2 separate regions of the Homo sapiens genome follow, and region 1 is linked to region 2. Evidence: read pairs that join two places in POLR2A ChIA-PET (ENCODE). Cell type or tissue: A673. All regions are shown on one strand. Each heading gives the region's core, and the rest is flanking DNA. Links, peaks and the distances in the headings are about the cores only. Region 1 has its middle 33 kb from the start of CSRNP3. Region 2 overlaps CSRNP3 (cysteine and serine rich nuclear protein 3).

Evidence for each region. ChIA-PET counts read pairs that join two places held together with the same protein. Peaks named below come from ENCODE experiments on the same cell type or tissue, not always from the same donor. Only the 100,000 strongest peaks of a DNase experiment are listed, where the experiment ranks them.
Region 1: POLR2A ChIA-PET joins it to region 2 with 8 read pairs; 2 of 35 experiments call an interaction of 5 or more read pairs at or near these places.

What each region holds. Positions count from the first base shown.
Region 1 is chr2:165,434,350-165,438,743 of GRCh38, reverse strand. No RefSeq gene overlaps it. Among named protein-coding and RNA genes, the nearest start is that of CSRNP3, 33 kb to the left of the region's middle. In A673, for the core only: no CTCF peak of the experiment used is centred there; no DNase peak of the experiment used is centred there.
Region 2 is chr2:165,625,089-165,629,482 of GRCh38, reverse strand. All of the region lies in intron 4 of CSRNP3 (cysteine and serine rich nuclear protein 3), which reads right to left. LOC124906085 (a long non-coding RNA gene) reads left to right here. Exons shown (of 3, transcript XR_007087279.1): 2 at 193-282. Among named protein-coding and RNA genes, the nearest start is that of CSRNP3, 160 kb to the right of the region's middle. In A673, for the core only: no CTCF peak of the experiment used is centred there; a DNase peak (open chromatin) is centred at 1,812; H3K27ac peaks cover 673 bases.

The sequences.
Region 1 (4,394 bases), core at 76-4,075, 190 kb after region 2:
AGTATAGTGGTGCAATCTTGGCTCACTGCAACCTCTGCCTCCCAGGTTCAAGCAATTCTTATGCCTCAGCCTCTTGAGTGGCTGGGGCTACAGGTGTGTGCCACCACACCCAGCTAATTTTTGTATTTTTGGTAGAGATGGGGTTTTTGCATGATGGCCAGGTGGGTCTTGAACTCCTGGCCTCAAGTGATCCTCCACCTCAGTCTCCCAAAGTGGTGGGCTTAACAGGCGTGAACCACCATGCCCAGCCTGCCTGTGCCTTTGATGTTGGACTTCACAGTCTCTGTAACTAATTTCTGTTGTTGAAGCCACCCAGTCTACGGTATTCTGTTACAGCAGCTTGAACTGAGTAGAAGAGTGTTTATCATACCAGTAAGTATTTAATATGGTTTTACAGATTATACAAAGTGATTTCATCTCACATTTGCTAAAATTTTATTGAGTAAATAAGTATATAATGGTTAAATCATGCTAATTCTTGTCTGGTATGTCTGGAATGGTACTTTATGAGGAATAAAATGGCTTTACGTTTATATAACACACCTTGTCTTTGTTTAGATTCAAGTTCTATGCCTCTGAGTTATACATTTTCTACCTTGTTTCACCTAAGAGCATGTCTTTGGAGATGCAAATTGAGTTGCCTTGCTAACAATTGTTTGGGGCATGGAACAGATAACCAGGAGATTAATATTCTAAAGTTAGAGAAATGATTTAAAAACTGGCAAATGAAAAATATTATGAATCTATAATATCTGCCTCTGCCTGTGTGTCTGTATGTCTGTGTGTTTATATGTGTCATGTATATGCGATATTTTACTACCAAATTACATGAAAAAAACTCTAATCAATTGGCTTAAAGAAAAGTAAGTGCTTAAACCAAATATTTTATGTAATAGAATCTAGCTCAAATGCTTTTTAGTTCATGTGACTTTAATAATCTTTGGTAAATACAATGGTTTCTAAATTCGCTCTAGTAATTTAAAATTTTAAAGTTGGCCAGGTGCGGTGGCTCACGCCTGTAATTCCAGCACTTTGGGAGGCCGAGGCGGGCAGATCATGAGGTCAGGAGATTGAGACCATCCTGGCTAACACGCTGAAACCCCGTCTCTACTAAAAATACAAAAAATTAGCCGGGCATGGTGGCAGGTGCCTGTAGTCCCAGCTACTCGGGAGGCTGAGGCAGGAGAATGGCATGAACCCTGGAGGCAGAGTTTTCAATGAGCCTAGATCGCGCCACTGCACTCCAGCCTCTGGGTGACAGAGGGAGACTCCGTCTCAAAAAAAACAAAAAAAAACAAAACAAAAACTTGAAGTTATTTTATGTTTAATTAAGAAATCCTTGTTTTTTCATGGGAAATAAAAGTTACTAAGAGCTACTAATAATTACTATATGTAATTAAAGCTACCAAATATAAGAAACTGTTCTACATACACAGTGTCTAAAGAAAGTAAGATGTGTTTTTGGTGAAATTTAATTTTAAAAAAACATGAGGATGTGGTTTTTGCTGAAGGAAAAGTAATTTTGTCTAGTTGAGAAGCTATTTAAAGGTTGCCTCAAAATAAAGGGGAAAATAATATAAATAAAACTAAATGGCTAGAAAGAGAAAAGATAAAAGTGTGGGGAATTAGGAACCTTTGATTCCTGGGTGGCCAGGTGGTCACCCATGGTATGGAGCTGCAGCTGGGCTGCATTCAGTTACGAAAGATAAAGGGCACCAGAAAAATTTAGAGATGGGTCCAACTCCTGGGGAGTTGGTTCACTGGATGCATAAGGAAATGTGGACTAATAAGGAAACAGCAAAATATTTAATCCCTCGGTTATTGTTATCTATAATAGCTAAAATGAAAGTAAAAAAGTTTTGGATTGGGCCTTGAGAATGGACCAAGCTCAGATGTGAATCTGCCTGAGCTCAGGTCACTAGCCTCAAAGCTACCCACAAAGGGGAAAATTATGCCAGGGCAACAGAAAGTACCTCTGAGACCTGTGGTTACCAAGAATGTAGTCAGTGTGGGGAAAGGGCAAAACAGTATTGAAACCAAAGGGTGTAATATTAACGAATTGTCCCATTTTATGTTACAGATCACCAGTTTATCACCGGCTTCCTAAGGAACCTTTACTAAAATGGACTGTGAGTGTAGCTAACTTAGGGGCAATATCTTTGATTTTAAATGCTGCAGAGTGGAAAAACATGTTTGAGTTGATGCAGAACCCACAGCTCACTATTGAACAATCGTGGACCGGTATGTGTAATTGAGACACACAGGAGGTTAATCCTGAGGGGGCAGCCAGCTGGGTGAACTGGATAAAAGCCACTGTAATATCTATTTATCCCGAGAAGGGGGACTACCAACTCCCTTATAAATGCCAAGTGGAGCACCCCAGATGAGGCAGCTGATACGTTTCATATACAAACCATGGGGGACTGGCTGTATAATGACTGGGATATTAGCCCATTAAATATGCCTCTTACCCAGGTGATAAATGCTGTGGTTGAGGGGGCCCCTTCTCCATGGCACAACAGTTTGGGAAGCCTTATCAAATTTGCTGTCTCAGCTTCCCCTCATAGGTCTTACAGATGCTAATAAAACATTAGGGTAATTAACGCAAAAAATGGAAAAGAAGGAGGAGAGTCATGGGACTTGTCCCAGGGCAGGGAAAATCTTTAGAGGGATATTAAGAAATGATATAAATAAAATGGAAATTTATGAGGTTAAAACAAAGCTTTTAGTATAACACCACTGAAGGTTGGGTGGACCAAAGGGAGCTCCTGCTGGTCTCCCAACATTAAAGGGCTCCAAACCAGTTTTCTGTCTTTACCCCAGAGAGATGTTATTTTTTAAGAAATCCAAAGGCAAAGATTGCAATGAGAAAGCTGACCAAAAATTGCCTGAGGCAATATTGAGGCAGGTTAATCCAGATAAAGATTGACAAAAGGGCCAAAGTCTCAGCTCAACCCCCTGCTGGGAACCCAAATCCTTTTTCACCAGAGAGGATAAAATGGTCTGGGGGTGAAAAGAAAAAGTTTCTTGGGACCAGAACATAAAAATGTAAGGGCTGATAGGATTATCGAAGTTGGAATGTTTAAACAAGCTTAACATGAAGTAGTCTTGACTCCTTTACCTAAAGGCTTTAGGAAAATAGATATTGTATTTGACTGGAGGATGTTTCACTTACCTGATACTATAAAACAGAAGATATATAAATCTGCCCTTCAAGCAATATTAATTAGACATGCTAAATGAGAACCAGTAAAATTTTCCAAGCTCACAGGGTGTAGAGTAGAAGCTGAAGTGCTGGTAGGGACAAATTCTCCACTTAATAGCCCTTTGAGGAATGTTTACTGGGGCTTATGGCAAAACCCTGTGAGTGCTTCCCAAAGACAACTAATGGGACTTTGAACTAGAGAATTTCCACTTGAGAAGAATTTACTGCCTTGCTATGGGACATTAACTGAAACCATCCCTGTCACTGGAGGACATAAAATGATCTGACATCTGAAATACCCATGCTGTCTGGGATGATGTCAGAGAAACACTGTAAGAGGGATAGCAGTGTCCAGAGGGTTCCATCATAAAATGGGAATAGTTTATATAGGATCATCCTGCCTGGGGAATTCAAAAGGAGATACTCATGAGCAGGGAGCCTCTTTTTCTCTAGGACTGACTCTGGAACCTGGGGAGGAGCTGCTGGCTCCTACCGTGCCTGATAAACAGCTCTCACCTGACTGACAAAGGGTTGCTTGGTTTGTGGATGGCAGTTCCAAGGTGAATGGACAACATCCTGTTCAGAAGGCTGCTACTCTGATTGTAAAGTGTACTTTTGTGAACAGAATTTACCTTTCTCTCTAATTGAGTTCTCCAAAATGTGGAAATTACTTGTGAGTATTCTTATTTTATGGCAATATAGTTATTTGCATAAATTCAGTAAGAATGTGTTTTCTTTTGAAACAGGTCACAATTGGAGATGCTGGTTATTTTACCAAGGCTTTGACCAGAACAACATATTTTCAGGCAAATTTCCAGCAAAACTAACTTTAAAAAGAGCCTACATGGCCAATGACTATTCGTGTGGCACATTATGCAAATAATGAGGCCTAATATAATAAGCCTAAAACTTATTTTGTATATAAATTGGTCTTATTATTATTTCTCCTTGGTTGAGAAAGATTATAGGAAGAGAGAATAGTGTTTCAAAGGAAAACTGTAACACACCTGATGCTAGATTCCAGCCGAACCTTTGTTTTTGGGTTCTTACTATTTGCTACAATAAGTCTTCAAAGCTGAAACAGGTTAAGATTTTCATGACTTAGCTACCTAATAAAATAGGTTCCATTTTCTATTCTGGCACACACATTCTCTTCTAGTGTTCAAATTATTAATGTTACTTAATCTCT
Region 2 (4,394 bases), core at 290-4,289:
AAGAAAAACCATGGGAGCTTTACCTCCGTGAATGAGATGCACAAACTGGAGCATAAGAAAGCAAAGCTACTGCGAGTGACATGGTTATAGGAGAGTTCCAGGGCTGCAGAATCTGCTGTTGTTGAATACTATATAATGAGGCAGAAAGAGGCAAACAGTGAGGGTGTACTCTTGTCCTCTATCTGTACGCAGAACCTGAAGCAGGAAAGAGGGAGTGATGTCAGGAGAACAACTTGGTGGGAGCCTGTGGAAGTGGAGCACAGACTATTTCCCTTGAGCAGGGTGAGTTTCAGAGATTATCTGTGAAAATGTTCTCAAACTTTGTATCAGAATTGCCGGCAGCAGTCATATGCTGGAAAATGTTTAACACATGGCTCTTACCCTGATTTGTAGTGTTTATCAATTTCCATAGTGTAAATATTCCCACTGTAACCAATTTTTCTTCCACAGATTTAGGGAGGAGATAAAGAGCCTGTACTACCTGGTTCCAAAATTCTACCACCTGAAAGACTTGTTTAAAAGCACAGACTTTTAGGCCCCATCCTTAGTGTTTCTTTTTCTTTCTTTGAATTTTTATTTAATAGAGATGGGATCTCACTATGTTGCCCAGGCTGGTCTGAAACTCCTGGGCTCAAGTAATCCTCCCGCCTTGGCCTCCCAAAAGCTGGGATTACAGGCACGAGCCACTGTGCCCGGCCCCCTCATCCCTAGTGTTTCTGATTTGGTGGTTCCCACAGGATACTGATTTATTTTTTTTGGAGACAGAGTTTTGCTCTCATTGTCCAGGCTGGAGTGTGATGGCGCCATCTCGCCTCACTGCAACCTCCGCCTCCCAGGTTCAAGCGATTCTCCTGCCTCAGCCTCCGGAGTAGCTGGGATTATAGGCGCCCACCACCACGCCCAGCTAATTTTTGTATTTTTAGTAGAGACGGGGTTTCACCACGTTGGCCAGGCTGGTCTTGAACTCCTGACCTCAGGTAATCTGCCCCCCTCGGCCTCCCAAAGTGCTGGGATTACAGGTGTGAACCACTGTGCCCAGCCAATACTGATGTTTTTATTTCAGGTCTATACTTTGAGAACCACTAGTCTATGAGGAGAAATGTTGCAGATAATAAGTACAGAAAGCAATTGAAAACCTGTGATACATTGGTCTGCAAAAGAAGACACAAGAAGTAGAAAAGGGGGAAAAAGGCACAAAATGGTGTATCAAGAAAGAGTAGATCTAAAAGAAGAGTATGTTTGTAGTAGGGGTTGGGGAATCTCTGGAGCCTATCCCTCAGGGCTCATTTGTAATAAGAACATACTAAACAAGAGTAAGCAATGAAATATAAGGTTTGGATATGATTTGGTATAAAATCATGCCAGAGTAGGGCTGGTAGGATAATTCTGTGGCAATTCCGCTGGACAGGCTGGGGCTAAAAACTAACCATTCTCTTCAGGAATTCAACTATGGCTTCATGGGAATTTTTTGCTTGTTTTAGCAAACATTTCGAAGCATTAACAGCTCCAGTACAATTTGCTGGGATATATATAGCAGGGCACTGGAGAGAAAACGAGTCTACTGAAGAATGGGTTCAAGAGGCAGCTCTCCATTTATTGACTGTGTACTGTGGGAGGAACATGTGTAACATCTCTGAGCATAGTTCCTCATTCATGAATGAGAAAAATGCATGCTCTGACCATGTCTCTGGGTGGTGAAGAACAAATAAGGACATCTTTTCAACCATAGTTACTAATGGTGGGAGGAGTCGATTGTGAGAGTAAGGTCATGTGACAAGAGGAAGAAGTGTGATTCAGTGGACAGAGAGTTTTGTTTAGGTAGAAGTGAGTTATATCTAGTAGTGGAGGGCACCAGAAACATGGTTTGCATATGACTCATGCAATCAGTGCAATGTGAGGGGAGAAGAATGGATGCAATGACGAGAGAGTATCAGTGCGTTCTTTTAAAGAGGCAGAAAAGGCTATCTCTAGCAGACTGACATGAATTATTTCCCAGTAAAAGTAAGCTATGCCTACTTCAAGGGCCCAGAACGAAAGAGAAAAGAACTCAGAAAAGCTGCCTGTGGCTATAATAGAAAGAGCAGTCAGTGCAAAAGAGCTTCCAGGGGAGATAGCAAAGGATTTCAGGTAATGGAAAGAAGAACAAGGCAAAGAAAAACAAGCTACCCAGCAGAGACAATAGAGAAATCAAGAAAATGGCAGGAAAATTACTGTACCTGCTATAAAGAGGAAATGAGTAGGCATGCTTCAGAGGTAAAGGTATTCTCAGGCCAGAGGGAGAAGAATATTGAGCGGAGACAACAAGCTTAGTTGTGCAGCTCCCCACAAGGTTTCCATAGTAGTCAAATATTGAGTGGGAAAAGGGGATGCATTAATAGAAAATCTAAGATAACCAGCAGGGACCAAAGAGAACAATCAAATGGAGAGTGAAGGAGTTCAAAGGCAGCCATCAAGAACTAACCTTCTCTAAAGTAAATAAAAGCACAAAGCTGGAATAAGCAATGTGTATCCCATGAGAAACGAGGCCAGCAACAAGGCTACAGGATGGTGAAGGAGGTTCAACTACAGAAAGGAAAAAGGATCTGTTCATTGTGTTCTTGAGAAAATGAGAAGTAATTGAGGGTACGGAAAACCATAGGTAGGCATGTGGATATTTCTTGGTTTGCGAAGAATATAAGTAATTTTATCCTTACATTTAAAAGTATGGAAGAGTCAAGAGCTTTCACCTATGAGAAAGGGTGGTCCACACTGGGGTGAAGTCATTTGGCCACTGGGTACCAAGAGGAGAGGGCAGCAGCCATGAAAGGTGGCAGAACACGAGGTAGCAGCAACAGGCAGTCTGTACTGACCTGCTTGGAGAGTGGCAAAAGAAACTGCATGTTATAGCAATGAAGCAAAACAGTAAGCTTTTAGAAATGCTCTGCTCTCAAATATTTATCTCATGCTTTGGACAAGGAAATACGGAATGTTAGCAGTACTTTGAAGGGGGAAATAAGGTGTTTATGTACCTGCAGTACACCAATCCATATACACGGTAAGGATTAACTTATTACAAGCTTTTGAGCTAGTTATTAAATCCAGCCTTTGGACCTTTGTATTTGTATTTGCCCTTTTGCCTGGAATATTCTTACCTTAGATGTCCATCTCACTCCTTCCCTTACTTCATTTGAGTCTCTGCTTAAGTTTCACCTTACTGGCAAAGCCTTTTCTTACCCTCATTTCTTTCACTATCTCTTCTCTCTTCTCTTTTTTTTTTTTCTGAGAAGGAGTTTCACTCTTTTGCCCAGGTTGGAGTGAAGTGGCATGATCTCGGCTCACTGCAACCTCCGCCCCCTGAGTTCAAGCGATTCTCCTGCCTCAGCCTCCCAAGTAGCTGGGATTATAGGCACCCACCACCATGCTGGGCTAATTTTTGTATTTTTAGGAGAGACAGGGTTTCACCAGGTTGGCCAGGCTGGTCTCAAACTCCTGACCTCAGGCAATCCACCCACCTCAGCCTCCCAAAGTGCTAGGATTACAGGTGTGAGCCACTGTGCCCAGTCATTTTTTTCTTTTCTTTTTTTTTTTTTGAGATGGAGTTTTGGAGTGCAGTGGTGTGATCTCGGCTCACTGCAACCTCTGCCCCGAGTTCACGCGATTCTCCTGCCTCAGCCTGCCGAGTAGCTGGGATTATAGGTGCCCGCCTCTGCACCAGGCTAATTTTTGTACTTTTAGTAGAGACAGGGTTTTACCATGTTGGCCAGGATGGTCTCGAACTCCTGACCTCAGCCTCCCAAAGTGCTAGGATTGCAGGTGTGAGTCACCATGCCTGGCCTCATATTTTTCGTTTCTTTTTTCTTTTCTTTTTTTTTGACAGAATCTCACTCTGTTGCTGAGGTGGGAGTGCAGTGGCATGATCTCAGCTCACTGCAACCTCTGCCTCCCAGGTTCAAGCAATTCTCCTGTCTCAGCTTCCCAAGTAGCTGGGATTACAAGCACCTGCCGCCACGCTCAGCTAACTTTTCCTTTTTTTTTTTTTTATTAGAGACAGGGTTTTGCCATGTTGCCAGGCTGGTCTCGAACTCCTGACCTCAGATGATCCACCCACCTTGGCCTCCCAAAGTGCTGGGATTACAGGCATGAGCCACCGTGCCTGGCACTTTTTTTTTTAAAGAGCACTTACAACTACATGTTATGTATATTTGTTACCTGTCTCCTTACCCAAATGTTGGTTCTTTGAGAACCGGGTAGTGCCTGTCTCACTCCCTGCCATATCCAATACCTAGAAGTATGCCAGGCACATAGGAAGTGCTCAGTAAATACTTACTGAATGAAAGAAAGGCTCACTGGTCCCATTTTGCAGATGAGGAAATGAGCTCATTTAGTAACCTGCCTAGGACACAACCAAAATGATG